2 separate regions of the Homo sapiens genome follow, and region 2 is linked to region 1. Evidence: chromatin contacts called from ENCODE POLR2A ChIA-PET data. All regions are on one chromosome and are shown on one strand. The core of a region is the stretch at or near the end of the contact, and the rest is flanking DNA. Distances in the headings are between cores, read along the strand shown. Region 1 holds the start of TMCO1-AS1 (TMCO1 antisense RNA 1). Region 2 holds the start of DHX9-AS1 (DHX9 antisense RNA 1).

Region 1 (7,093 bases), core at 925-3,424:
AGCAGTCCATGGTTGTAAACATTTACACAGGAATAACTTAACTGCTTATTAATATATTTCATATTTTCTCATTTTTTCATATTTTAACATCTCTGAATGGGATTCTTCTTACAATCAATGGTGTGTCATGGTTTAATTAGTTATTTTTTCCTCTTTAGTAGTAGATAAAATAATGATGCGTCTTACAATGAATAGCATGTTGAATTTGATGAATTGTGTGTGCCAAGCACTGCTTGAAATGCTTTATAATATACTTTTCCTCATCCAGTCTTCATAGCTGATGTTACCACCATTTTGAAGGCTCAAAGATGCTAAACAATAGGTTCTAGGACTGCTGTCAAGTAAGTGGCAGAGCAAGAATTTAAAATCAGGTCTGATTTCCAAGATCATGCTCTTATTGTTATCTCAGCACTTACCTTGGGTGATACAAAGGTGAATAAAAACCTATCCTTGTCTGAACTGCTCAAATAAAGGTCTAGCTCAAATATGATCTTTCTGAAACCTTTCCAACTCCCCAGGAAGAATACATCTTGTTTTCATCTGTACCCCCTCAACATTTTAAGAATACCTCTATAATACCTATAATCTTATTATATTATATAATCTCCCTGGGCCCTTAGAAGTCAGGAATATTCTCTTAACCATCCTTTTGACCCTACAGTGCCTACCACAGTTCTTGACATATAGTAGAAGCTCAATAATGTTTCTTAAAAAGGAGACAGGGTCTCTGTTGCTAAGTCTGGGAGACAAGAAATGCACATAAAGCTAAAAAAAAGTCAAAAGTAGTGTTTAGGAGAATTATATATTTAAGTGCAGTACAGTTTAAAAGAACCAATGAGGGCCGGCCACGGTGGCTCACGCCTGTATTCCCAGCACTTTGGGAGGCCGAAGTGGGTGGATCTGAGGTCAGGAGTTCAAGACCAGCCTGGCCAACATGGCAAAACCCCGTCTCTACTAAAAATACAAAAAATTAGCTGGGCGTGGGGACGGGCACCTGTAGTCCCAGCTACTTGGGAGGCTGAGGCAGGAGAATGGCTTGAACCCGGAGGCAGAGGTTGCAGTGAGCCGAGATTGTGCCATTGCACTCCACCTGGGCAACAAGAGTGAAACTCCATCTCAAACAAACAAAAAAACACCAATGATAGGAGGAAGTACAAGAGGATACAGCTCAGCCAGCTTCCAGGTTTTCACCCATACACACACACACCCCAGTGTGAAAAAGCTGAAACCGTCTACAATGGCTGAAACCACGCTGCTGAGACATTTTTGAATTTTAATTAGTTAGCAACACTTATAAATTAAGTTTCACATAAAACCCAGGATTTCTGGATTTTCCTGAGAAACGAAGACATCTCAGAAACTGGGTGCTCATTCTCCTAGAGAAATGGGTTGGATTTGGGTATCAAATTCTCCTTTCAGATGAACTTAATGCTCACTTATCCATCGTAGTAACTTCCACCATTTGTTTAGGCTCAGCTTGCATAAGATAATTTATTTTCTCTCGCCAGTCTAGGCATCTGGGTTTAAGACCCCTTCTCTAGATACATTACTCACTGCACTATCACACTATGAATTTTCAGGCATCCGTGCTTTGACTTCCACTTTGCCTAGAAAGTCCTTTGCTATCTCCAAAAGTACTCCTACTCCCCTAAGGCACTGCTTCAATTCCTTTCATTAGCTTCTTCTGACCACTCTCTCAACCGTGTCACGCAGCACTGTGGTAATACCTCTATTAAAACCCTTATCAGAGCGTATGCACAAGCTTCTCCTCTTCGCGCTGACGTTCGCTCCTTGAGGCCAGCGGCCCACAACTAACTCATTTCGCGGTTCCAGCTTCACGTCCATGCCCTGGCACCTACACCCAGTCGTTCAGTACCTTTGCGGAAGTCAGTCTTCTTACTTCACGGCAAACCCAAGCTAAACTAATATTACGACCACAGAAGTTGGGCTGAGGTAGAAGTCAAGACTATCCCAATAACTGGATTCTGGCCGAGAAAAAGGCGCGCGCCAGCACCCCAGTCAGTAAAATCTACCGGGCAAAGTTCGCCGCCGCCACTATCCTCCTCTGGCTCTGAAATAGTTCCAATTCTCGCGAGATTCGGCCTGACTACCAGCCCTTCAGCTCCAGTGAGTTGCGGGTTGGTTTCCTCTAGACTCTCGTGGCCACACCGTTCTCCGATACGAGCCTTTCCGGTGCTATGCCCCGGAAGCGGAAGTGCGATCTTCGGGCTGTCAGAGTTGGTCTGTTACTCGGTGGTGGCGGAGTCTACGGAAGCCGTTTTCGCTTCACTTTTCCTGGCTGTAGAGCGCTTTCCCCCTGGCGGGTGAGAGTGCAGAGACGAAGGTGCGAGATGAGCACTATGTTCGCGGACACTCTCCTCATCGTTTTTATCTCTGTGTGCACGGCTCTGCTCGCAGAGGGTGAGAGCGGGTATTTCTCAGACGTTTGATCAGTCCCCGGGAGGAAGGGCCCCGGGGTCCCCTGTGCCACCAGGGGAAAGATCGCGAGCCTTACTTGCTTGAGAGGCTCATCTACTCCACTTCAGGGAATCTCTGGGCAACTCGTGAACAGGAGCAGGAGGGGAGTATGGAGTCGATTGCCGAGTTTTCTTTGGTCTCAGGTAGATTTCACTTGGGTATTTGTGGAGACACCTTCACATCATGTTACTGTTGTTTTGGCTGAAGAGTCAGTTGTATTAGCCTTTGAAAAAAGTTAACTATGGGTAAATACAAAGCGAAAAGTTGGAATTCCTCCTTCTCCAACAGTAACCACTTTGTTTGTTGTGATCATTCCAGTCATTTCTCTATTAACATGTTGCTTTTAATGTTTTAGGCATAACCTGGGTCCTGGTTTACAGGACAGACAAGTACAAGAGACTGAAGGCAGAAGTGGAAAAACAGAGTAAAAAATGTGAGTATGGCAACACATTAGAAATAATTTCAACACGTCAAGCTCATTAAGTCCATGTTCACAATAAATATTTTAAGAGCACCAGCTGATACAAAGATGAACCTGACTTGAAGCCTATTTAGAAATAGAAGACTTTTATGCAAAATGTGTAATACCAACTAGAGGGAAGTGAGGGGCGTAGCAGATACATGTTATGTGCTGTGGTGGTTCTAAAGAAGAGGTTCAATCTGGCGCAGTGGCTTACTCCTGTTAATCCCAGCACTTTGGAAGGCTGAGGCAGGACTGAACTTAGGGGTTTGACACCAGCCTGGGCAACATAGGGAGACCTCGTCCCTACAGAAAAAATTAGCTGGGTATGGTGGTACACACCTATAGTCCCAGCTATTTGGGAGACTGAGGCATGAGGATCCCTTGAGCCCAGGAGATTGAGGCTACAGTGGGCCACGATGGTGTCACTACACTGCCTCCTGGGCAATAGTGAGACTTGTCTTTAAAAAAAAAAGAAGAAGAGGCTTCATTCAGTTGTGAGGAACCATGGTAGCCTTCATGATGCTGATGGCCTTGCAGTTCCTTGTGGATAGTTAGAATTTGGATAGAGAATGAAATGGGGAAAGGAAATTCCAGGTAAAGAAATAACATATGAGCAAAAATATGGAAATCTTAACATTTAAGGCATGTTTGGAGGATGATATGTCATTATGACTGGTGTCAAGGTAAGTGGTGTCTTCAGAGATAAGCCGAGTTTCAGTTGGGTTAGAAAGTTGAAGAGGTGTTTAAGGAAAAGATTAAAAACAAGAAGGGTTTGTTACCTTTGAAATAAAGCAGGAATTCCACAGGACTCAGCTAAAGGTACAGGGTGAATGGTTCCTTATAGGCCTGATTTAGTTTTCTCTCTTCTTTTTTTCCTTATAAGGATTAAATATAACTTTTGTTTCTTAGAATTCCTACAACTTTCTGTATTCTGTGACTTTTTCTTATATCTTCATAGGGGTTTGAAGTTTTTTTTCTTAAATTACCATATTTGATCTACACAGCAACCATTTGTGGTTACTCGTATAAATATTACCTCCATGTCATAGGAAAGAAAATTGAGCCTCAGGATGATAATGACAACTTACGTCACAGAGCAAACAAAGAATTAGAGACCAGACTCAGGCTTTTAAAATTACAGCTTACTGTTCCTTAATTTACTCAGTGTTGATTATGTACCTCAGCATATCTGGGCCAAACTCGTTATCTTTACCTTCACAAACGTGATATTCTTCCAGGATTTCCCTATCTTGGTGATGGGTACCTCCATGCTTCCAGTAGTGTAAGCCAGAAACCTTGATATGCTTTATTAATTTGGCTCCAGGACACCATACTTTCGGTTTTGCTGCTCTCCATCTTACTAGTCATCCTTTTTTTATTTTTTATTTATTTATTTATTTTTTGAGACAGGGTCTCACTCTGTCACCCCTCAGAGCTCATTGCAGCCTGGACCTCCCAGGCTTAAGCGATCCTCCTGCCTCAGACTTCTGAGTAGCTGGGACTACAGATGCACACCACCATGACTGGCTGATATTTTGGAGAGATGAGGTCTTGTTCTGTTGCCAGGGCTGATCTCAAACTCCTGGGCTCAAGCGATCCTCCCGGCTAGGCCTCCCAAAGTGCTGGGATTACAGGCATGAACCACAGTGCCCAGCCCTTACTGATCATTCTTCTGCAATTTACTTGATGGTTTCATTTCTTGACCTCCCGTTGTTGGGAGTGACACAAAATTTAGTTTTTTTCTCTACATTCACTTCCTTGGTGAACTTATCTTTTGGCTGTATTGGCCAGTGACTCCCAAATTTATGTCTGTGGCCCTCTCTTCTTAATACAAGATTCATATATCCACGCATCAATTTGTTATGTCAGCTAGAATGTTTGGTGGACAGCTCAGTCCCAACACGTCCCAAATTGAATACTTGTTCCTCATGTCTAAGCCTGTGTCATTTGTAGCCTTCTTTATCTTGGTCAATGGCATTTCTGTCCTTCCACTTGCTCAGGCCATAATTCTTGTGTAGTTATCTTTTACTCTTCTTACAACCCACATCTAGTCTGTCTGCAGATACTGTTGGGTTTCCTTTTTGAAGAAACACCCCAAACCAGTAAAGGTTCAGAAAGCTTCCGATATCCAGAATCTGACCACTTTTCATTAGCTCCAGTGTTAACCACTGTGGTCTAAGCACCATGATCTTTTGCATGGATTATTGCAGTAGTTTCCAACAAGTGTTCCTGTCTCCCTGAAGTCTGTTCTCAAGATGACAGCCAGAATAATCTTTTTAAAAGCCTATTTGATCATGTCCCTTTCACTCAGCAGAAAAGCCAGCATCCTACAGATGCTTCCTTTTTACCATTCTGATATTCTTTCTTCTCACTTACCCTGCTTCACCCACACTGTCCAGCTTGCTGTTCTTTACACATACTAGCCATACTCTTGTGCTGGGACCTTTCTAGTGGTGATTCCTTCTGCTTAGAAATGTTCTTCCCTACAATATGTGCTGGGCTAATCCTATTACCTTCTTCAAATCTTTGTTCCAACATCACCTCTGACTCTTAAGTTGACCACTCTATTTAAAACTGCAAGGCAGGGCGCGGTGGCTCAGGCCTGTAATCCCAGCACTTTGGGAGGCTGAGGTGGGTGGATCACGAGGTCAGGCCTTCGAGACCAGCCTGACCAACATAGTGAAACCCCGTCTCCACTAAAAATACAAAAATTAGCTGGGCGTGGTGGCACATGCCTGTAATCCCAGCTACCTGGGAGGCTGAGGCAGGAGAATTGCTTCAACCTGGGAGGCGGAAGTTGCAGTGAGCCGAGATTGCATCACTGCACTCCAGCTTGGCCAACAGTGCAAGACTCTTGTCTCAAAAAAAATAAAAATAAAATAAAACTGCAACCTGCCCATCTCCCCTACTCCTAATATTCCTTACCCTGTTCTATTTTTTCTGTTGCTTTTATTACTTTCTAATATACTGTATGATTTACTTATTTATCATGTTATTGCTTATTGTGTATTTCTACCTGCTAGAATGAAAACTCCACTAGGGCACGGTTCTTTGTTGTTGTTTACCTATGTATCCTGTTTACCTAGAACACTGACTGGCACATAGTAAATGTTTAACAAACATTTGTTGACTTGAATGCTTTCTTCTTTTGCCCCATATATGCAGTCCATTACCAAGCCCTATTGTTGTTTTCCTGAATAGTTTTCAGATCATTTCACATCTCTTCATTTCTCCCATCACCACCTAGTCTAAACTTCTATTATATTTCATTTAATCTGCTGCAGTAACCTCCTCTCTGGTCCATCTGCAGCCACTCAAATTTGCCCCCTATAATGCATCTAGGGTAATTTTTTAAAACACAAATCTGATTATGTTACTTGTCTTTCTTAAAACCTTTCAATTTCTTCACATTGCTTTAGGATAAACATGTGGCCTGTAAGGTCCAGCACAGCACAGTACCACCCTCCCTTCTCCTGGCTACATCTTGTATCATATTCTCTCTTGCTCCCTATTCTCTATTCATTCATGCCTTTTTTCTGTCCTCTGGGCTAGTCTTATGGTTTCCTACTACAGGCACTTTGTATCTGTTGTTCCTCCTACCTGCGATAAGTTTCCCTTCTCATTTTGTTTAGTAAACTCCTACTCATTCTTCAGATCTCAAAGCCTTATCCAGTCTCCCAGACAGGGCCAAATCTTCCTATCATAGTTTATGATTTATCCACATACCTCTCCTTAGAGTGGTTGTCACAACTGCAGTTTTACCTATATATGATTATGGTCATCAGGGTAATGTCTCTCTCCTCAACAAAACTGTAATTGCTATGAGGACAAAGGCCATTGTATCCACAGTACCTAATGCAGTGCCTGGCACATATTAGATACTTGATAAATGTGTATTTAATAAATTATCTGTGTAGCATAACATCACATATATTCTTTGTGAAAAATTGTTCTGCTATGATCCTATGCTAGTTGGCAGCATGCAATGGCATCCCTGTATACATTTCTTCATGTCATTTATATCATTGAGTAGTTTTATGAAATACAAAACAAATTTAGCTTCAAATTGGTTTGAATATTCTTATACCTTAAATATTTATATAATATGGATTTGCCTTATAGATTTTGAGCTTCACTGGTATCTACAATATT
Region 2 (6,876 bases), core at 1,958-4,457, about 17 Mb before region 1:
ATAAAGAACTGTCGTTTCCTAATGTGCAACACATTAACATCTCCAAACAGAAAACATTTTTCTTTTAACCCCAAAATGAACCTCATAAATCACATAAATGCAAACTGTATTCTTCAGTACCTCACACATGAATTTCTGCCTGTTTTTGTTCCCCACTGCTCTAATTTCATAGGATGGGGTCATCTTCCTTTTGCCACACCAGGCATACAGAAAATTTTTAACGTCACCCATGATTCAAGTGTCTTCTTCAGATCTAAGAAAACAAAAGTCAGTTAAAAACAGCATTTATAATAGCAAAAACTGGGAGGAACCAATTATCTAGATTACTGAATCTGGGTTAAACATAGGATATTCTATCATGTTGCTATTAAGACTCCCCATAAATTTTAACGACATAATTGGAACGTTTATATGTTGTAAGAAAAAGGATACAAAACGGTATGATTTGAACTTCATGAAAAGTACATATACATGATCAAGACTGGAAAGAAATACCCCCTAAAATGGTTATCTTTGGGGACTAAGAGTGATTTTTATCTTTTCTTACAAAGTATTTTATATAAGGCCCTATATTCTACAACGGGCACCTTATATATTTAACTCAGTTCATCCTCACAACAATGGCACACAGATATGGTGGGTACTATCATTGTCTTTTCAGGAAGTAAGAAACTAAGATTTAAAAAAGTAACTTCCAAGTCACCCACCGTGGAGGCCTAAATTCAAATCCAAACTACTATATATTAAGAAAGTTATCATTTGCATATAAATTCAATGTTTTATTCTCATTCTGATTATGACCACTAGCATATTGTCCCCAAAGTTGTAGGCCATGTATTAATAATATAATAAAGTTCAAATACATTAAGCACTCAGTACTGAAGACGGTAACCTATTAACTTAAATGTTCTATACCAAATCTCTCCTTTAGGCCTTTTTATTAAAATTTGAGGATATTAAAGTTTTCTTGAAGTGCAACAAGTCTATAAAATACCACAAGATATGGAGCCTATCAGTCTAAATGCTGAGTCTAAACTGTAAGCAAGATATGAGACCACATTTATAACCAGAGAAAATAAAATATGCTATGAATTTAGTTTGCTGTGAGAAGAAATCCCATTACCAGCATTAAACCGTCTGCTTCACGTTTCACGTTTGATGCATTTTGTTAGCACCTAAGTCTAACGTCATCAAACTGCACCCCTAGCATAAATTTGTTACGTCTGAGTGGCCACAGTCTAACTCTGGTCATCCATTTGGCGAAGGGAATGTCCTATTAACAAAAAAGCCGTGGAAAGCTGAAAATGTTTATCTGGAAATTCCACCTCGTGAATAATTAAACAACAAGCCCTCATGGTGAATGAGTAATATGAAATACGAAGGACTATACTATCAAACTCCTGTCTCCCTAGTCTCTTACAACCCCATAATGTTCAATACCAACTACATGCTATCGATGCCCAAATACATATATTTAAACTTTAGTCTTTTCTCTCTTTTTTTTTTTGAGACGGAGTCTCGTTCTGTCGCTCAGGCTGGAGTGCAGGGGCGAGATCTTGGCTCACTGCAACCTCCGCCTCCCAGGTTCAAGCGATTCTCCTGCCTCAGCCTCCCGAGTAGCTGGGACAACAGGCGCCCGCCACCACGCCCAGCTAATTTTTTGTATTTTTAGTAGACACGGGGTTTCACCGTGTTGGCCAGGATGGTCTTGATCTCCTGACCTCTTGATCGGCCCGCCTCAACCTCCCGAAGTGCTGGATTACAGGCGTCAGCCACCGCGCCCGCCCGTCGTTTCTCTTTAAAGTCCAAAATTAAGTTCATCCAACTGTGGCACTAACTCACCCATTTGCATGCTAACTTGGCATCTCAGTCAAAACAGAATTTTAAATTTCCCCTCAAATCTGTTCCAACACCCTACCCCTACATTTCGGTTTCCATAAACGGTACGACATCCACCAAGTTACTCCTGGCACAAGTTGAGAGTCGTCCACTCCCTTAAGATTCTCCATAGCTATCCCTTGTAGAACCCTTAATGTGTGTCAAACAATATCCATAATAGATCATCTAAATGGAACTATTTTACTTAATCCTTAGTAACCTTGTACAGGTAAGATCACTATCCCTTTAGAGAAGGGGAAACTGAGACAAAGAATATCTTGCTTCAGGAAGACAGAGCTCCTAATTATAAGAGCAAGAATTCGGGCGGGCGCGGAGGCTCACGCCTGTAATCCCAGCACTTTGGTAGGCCAAGGCAGGCGGATCACGAGGTCGAGAGATCGAGACCATCCTGGCCAACATGATGAAACCCCGTCTCTACTAAAAATACAAAAATTAGCTGGGCGTGGTGGCGCGCGCCTGTAGTCCCAGCTACTCCGGAGGCTGAGGCAGGAGAATCACTTGAACCCGGGAGACCGACGTTGCTGTGAGCCGCCATCGCGCCACTGCACTCCAGTCTGGCGACAGAGCGAGACTCTTGCAAAAAAAAAAAAAAAAAAAAAGGCGCAAGAATTCCAGAAAACGTAGCCTGACTCCAGATCTACTACCTTCCACCACTACGCATTTCTGCTTCAAAATACGTCCCCTATCCATTCGTTTCTCCCCATCTCTCCTGCCACCACTACTGCACACCCGGGCTAGTGAAATATTGTCCTACACGGTTTTTGTTTCCACTCTTGCCACCCTAAAACCCATTCTCCTTTGAAGGCCTTCTCGCCACACTCCAGTCACATGGCCTGCTTTCAGCTCCCGCCCAGTTTCTGCCCTTAAGCGATAACTAATCCCTTCCGCTTCTGCAGGCTCTGCTTTTCCTTCGCGTTGGCCGAGGTTATCAGCTCAAAGCCTCCCTCCTTCGAGACGCCTTACCTCGCTATACTAGCCAAAGGCGCTCTCCCTTTACATTCTTCAATTTTTTTTCCTCTACCCACAAGGCCTGCACGACGGCGCCAGTTATTCGTGGCTTGAATGAATGAAGAGCCCTAGGCCAGTGGCGCCCCGGCGGCAACCACCACAGGCGAAGCACCCCCTTCCCTCAGCCGCCGCGGTGCCCCGGCGTACGCAGGCCAGAGGAGGAAGCGCGCTTTGCCTGCTAGAGGCAGCAGCGGGAAACGCTGGGCGGAGGAGAGGGGAGGGGGCCACAGGCTGCCCGGACGGCGCAAGCGCATCGCGGCGAGGCGCGCACGCAACCCGCAATCCGGGGACCCGCGGGCGGCTCGTCCCTTCCCCCACCCCCAGCCGCCGCCGCCGCCCGCGCTTCGCAACAAAGCCGGCTGCGGAGCCATGGTCCACGGCGCCCGCCCGCGACCCCGCCGCCCCGCATGGTAGCCGGAACGTCTCTCCCTTACCAGCCTTCGCTTCCTGGTGCCCAGCTCTTAGGACCGTGTGTGACTCTGGCCTTCTACCGAGACAACAGAGAAACGCACAGCAACTCGCATGGAGGAATCGGCGAAATGGCTCCGACCGCGGCGCTAGGGGGCGGGGCCAGCGAGCGTACGCATGCGCAGAGCGCGTGCCAGGGCGGGGGATGGCGAGGGCGCGCCAATGGAGGGGGCGGGGCTCAGCAACCTCGCGGCGCGGAAGGGTTTCGTTGCTAGGGAGATGGGCTGAGCCGGGCGGGCATCGCGCCAGACCTGCTACTCTGGATAATCCACTCTCCTGGATAATCCACTACCCTGGATAATCGGCTGCCCGCTTTTGCGCATGTTAGGGAGTTGACGGCCTGTAGCATTCTGATGCAGCAAAATATTTCGCAGGGTCTGTCATAGGGATCTCCGGTGAGAGGAGGTTCCCTTCGAAGGCAGAACTGGAAACCTTGCTGCTAACTTGGTAGGGTTGTTGAGATAATTACATGAGATGGCATATGAAGGGCGGCTTAGTTCAATACCTGGCATGTAGTAGGTGTTCAGTGGGCGTAGTTACCGGATTGATTCAGATAGTCTGAACGCCAGTGTCTCTTGAAAGAAATAAACTGGCCGGGCGTGGTGACTGTAATCCCAGCACTTTGGGAGGCCGAGGTGGGCGAATCACTTGGGGTCAGGAGTTTGAGACCAGCCTGGCCAGCGTGGTGAAACCCCGTTTCTACTAAAAAAAAAAAAAAAAATACAAAAATTAGCCGGGCATGGGGGCGGGCGCCTGCAATCCCAGCTGCTTGGGTGGCTGGGCGGGCTCCTGCAATCCCAGCTACTCGGGAGGCTGAGGCAGGAGAATCGCTTGAACCCCGGGGTCGGGGGCGGAGGCGGAGGTTGCAGTGGGCCGAGATCACGCCATTTTCTGGGCGAGAGAGCGAGACTCCGTCTCAAAAAAAAAAAAAAAAACCATGAAAGAAATAAGCTCAGTGAAGGCGGGCATTCTGCCTGGCTAACGCAGGTCGCTCCTTGCCGTGCCTGGAACATTACTGTAAGTGCTCAGCAAACTACTTTAAGGTAGGAATAAAATCTGCAAGGTTGCTTTTGTTTAAATTGGATAACCTTTTGTGTTCCAAGTCTTTGGAGTAATTTTGTGTTCCAAGTCTTTGGAATAATTGTGTCCTTAATTATTATACTAGTCACTGTTAAATTTTGAAACTCCAGTGCGTCCCATGAAGGTAATGATACAAAACATTTCCAGCTGGGATTGTTCCAGGGAATCCAGACTAATCAATTATCTGGGCTCATTATATCTATGGATCTTTATTTTTCACCTCTTTCCTTATGTTTTTCTTAATCCTTCTAGCTGATAGTGATCACTCCCTTTAAAACTGTCATTCTTAAAATCAGAACAACATAGTTTATCATTTACTTATTATTTTCTTCATGTGATTGTTCTCCTTAATTAAGAATAAAATCATTGAAGGAAAGACCTTAATTTTTTTTTTTTTGTACCCTTCAGGGTGTTGAAAGCAGCAGGGGCCTAGAAGACATTAAACCGATACCACAGAAATACAAAGGATCATTAGAGACTATTATGAACAACTATATGCCAACAAATTGGAAACCAAATGGAAATGGATAAATTCCTGAACAGATACAACTTACCAAAATTGGACCAAGAAGAAATAGAAAACCTGAAAAGACCAACTATGAGTAATGAGATTAAATCAGTAATATAGAGTCTCCCATCAAAGAAAAGTCCAGGCCCTGATGGCTTCACTGCTGAATTCTACTGAACAGTTAAAGAAGAACTCATACCAGTTCTCAAACTCATCCTGTGAGGGCAGCATTACCCTGATACCAAAACTAGATATGGACACAAGAAAAAAAATCTATAGGCCAGTATCCCTGATGAACATAGATGCAAGAATCCTCAACAAGACCAGGTGTGGTGGTTCATGCCTGTAATCCCAGCACTTTGGGAGGCCAAGGCAGGTGGATCACCTGAGGTCAGGAATTTGAGACCAGCCTGGCCAACATGGCAAAACCCTGTCTGTACTAAAAATACAAAAATTAGCCGGGCAAGGTGGCGTGTGCCTGTAATCCTAGCTACTTGGGAGGCTGAGGCAGGAGAATTGCTTGAACCTGGAGGGAGGAGGGGCAGAAGTTGCAGCGAGCTCAGATCGTCCCACTGCACTCCAGCCTGGGTGACAGAGTGAGACTCCATCTCAAAATAAGTAAATAAATAAAGAGACTCAACTAGCATAAATGAATTGCAAGTGTTTTATAGTATATAATGAGCACAACAAAAGTATCAATATATTACATGGAAATACATTTTTCAAAGCTGGATCTTTAGCTTCCAAGGATTAAGGAGAATTTTGTTACTGAGTTGGTTCTTAATTTAGGCTCTGCACCTGAGACCTAGAGTCCCCTGGGATTTGGGTCCGAGGACTGGCATTACCTTTGTAGGTGGCTCTTGGCAACTAGCACTGTCTAAGATCTTAACATTTGCAAATGAAGCCTTAAAACATGTCCCAAAAGTATGGAAAGTGGGCCGATTTCAACACAACCATTACCTGTTCCTGGTAGCTGACCAACTAGGAGATTTCAGAGGTCAAGTGGGACAGAGCAGGGTAGGGAATTTTTTTTTAAGCTTTATTATAAAACAGGTAACTTTGTCCCTATCTTAAGAATTTGGAACTGAGGCTATAGGTCACTCAATGATCAAATAATGAAAGGTCTGCTTCAACTGGACTACTTAATATTTCACATTTACCTTTTTGACTAGAAATAACTGATGAAAGTTCACTTAGTTTGGTGGGAAATAAGAGATACAAAGATATCTTCTCCAGGATGAGACTCCCAAAAGCAAATGTTCTCTGAGTACCTCTGTCGCTCAAATTTAAGCCCTTTGGAGTTCCTTTGAGCATGGTTCTGCCCTCATATTTCTGATCACTCCCTCTAGACTCCTACTCAACTTCTCTTCCTCTGTGTGCACTCCAATTGCAAGTCACACCCAGGTTCTGTTCTTAGCACTCTATATACCCTCTACCTGGAGAGTCTTATTCTTCTATATTCCAACCACCATCCATATGCTGATATGGACTGAATATTTGTATCTCCCCCAAATTTTTATGCTGAAGCCCTAATCCTCAATGTGATGGTATTTGGAGATGGCGCTTTTAGGATATAACTGGGTTTAGATGAGGTCATGACAGTAGAGCCCCCATGGTGGGATTAGTGCCCTTATAAGAGGACAAGACCAGAGCCTTCTCTCCTCTGATATAATTACCCACATAAATCTTGACATATTGAAGAGTTGGTTGATCTCTTAACGAAGGGGTCTCCAACTCCTGGGCTGCAGACCGGTACAGGTCCATGGCCTGTCAGGAATGGGGCTGCACAGCAGGAAGTGAGCGAAGGGCGAGCAAGCATTACCGCCTGAGCTCCGCTTCCTGTCACAGCAGCAGCAGCATTAGATTCTTATAGGAGTGTGAACCTTATTGTGAACTGCAGATGCAAGGGATCT

What was found. ChIA-PET counts read pairs that join two places held with the same protein, here RNA polymerase II (POLR2A).
Region 2: POLR2A ChIA-PET joins it to region 1 with 14 read pairs in CD8-positive, alpha-beta memory T cell. The contact joins the promoter of DHX9-AS1 here to the promoter of TMCO1-AS1 in region 1. POLR2A ChIA-PET finds 5 or more read pairs at or near these places in 3 of 52 experiments (CD8-positive, alpha-beta memory T cell, K562 and T-cell).

What each region holds. Positions count from the first base shown.
Region 1 is chr1:165,764,010-165,771,102 of GRCh38, reverse strand. TMCO1-AS1 (TMCO1 antisense RNA 1) reads right to left here and starts at 2,174. Exons shown (of 3, transcript NR_125374.1): 1 at 1,728-2,174. It overlaps TMCO1 (transmembrane and coiled-coil domains 1), which reads left to right and starts at 2,235. Exons shown (of 7, transcript NM_019026.6): 1 at 2,235-2,421; 2 at 2,834-2,911. The coding sequence starts at 2,352. RefSeq lists enhancers at 1,272-1,947, 1,948-2,624.
Region 2 is chr1:182,835,922-182,842,797 of GRCh38, reverse strand. DHX9-AS1 (DHX9 antisense RNA 1) reads left to right here and starts at 3,207. Exons shown (of 2, transcript NR_148933.1): 1 at 3,207-3,486; 2 at 4,864-6,876. It overlaps DHX9 (DExH-box helicase 9), which reads right to left and starts at 3,451. Exons shown (of 28, transcript NM_001357.5): 1 at 3,342-3,451; 2 at 121-253. The coding sequence starts at 231. RefSeq lists a silencer at 3,132-3,561 and an enhancer at 2,985-3,826.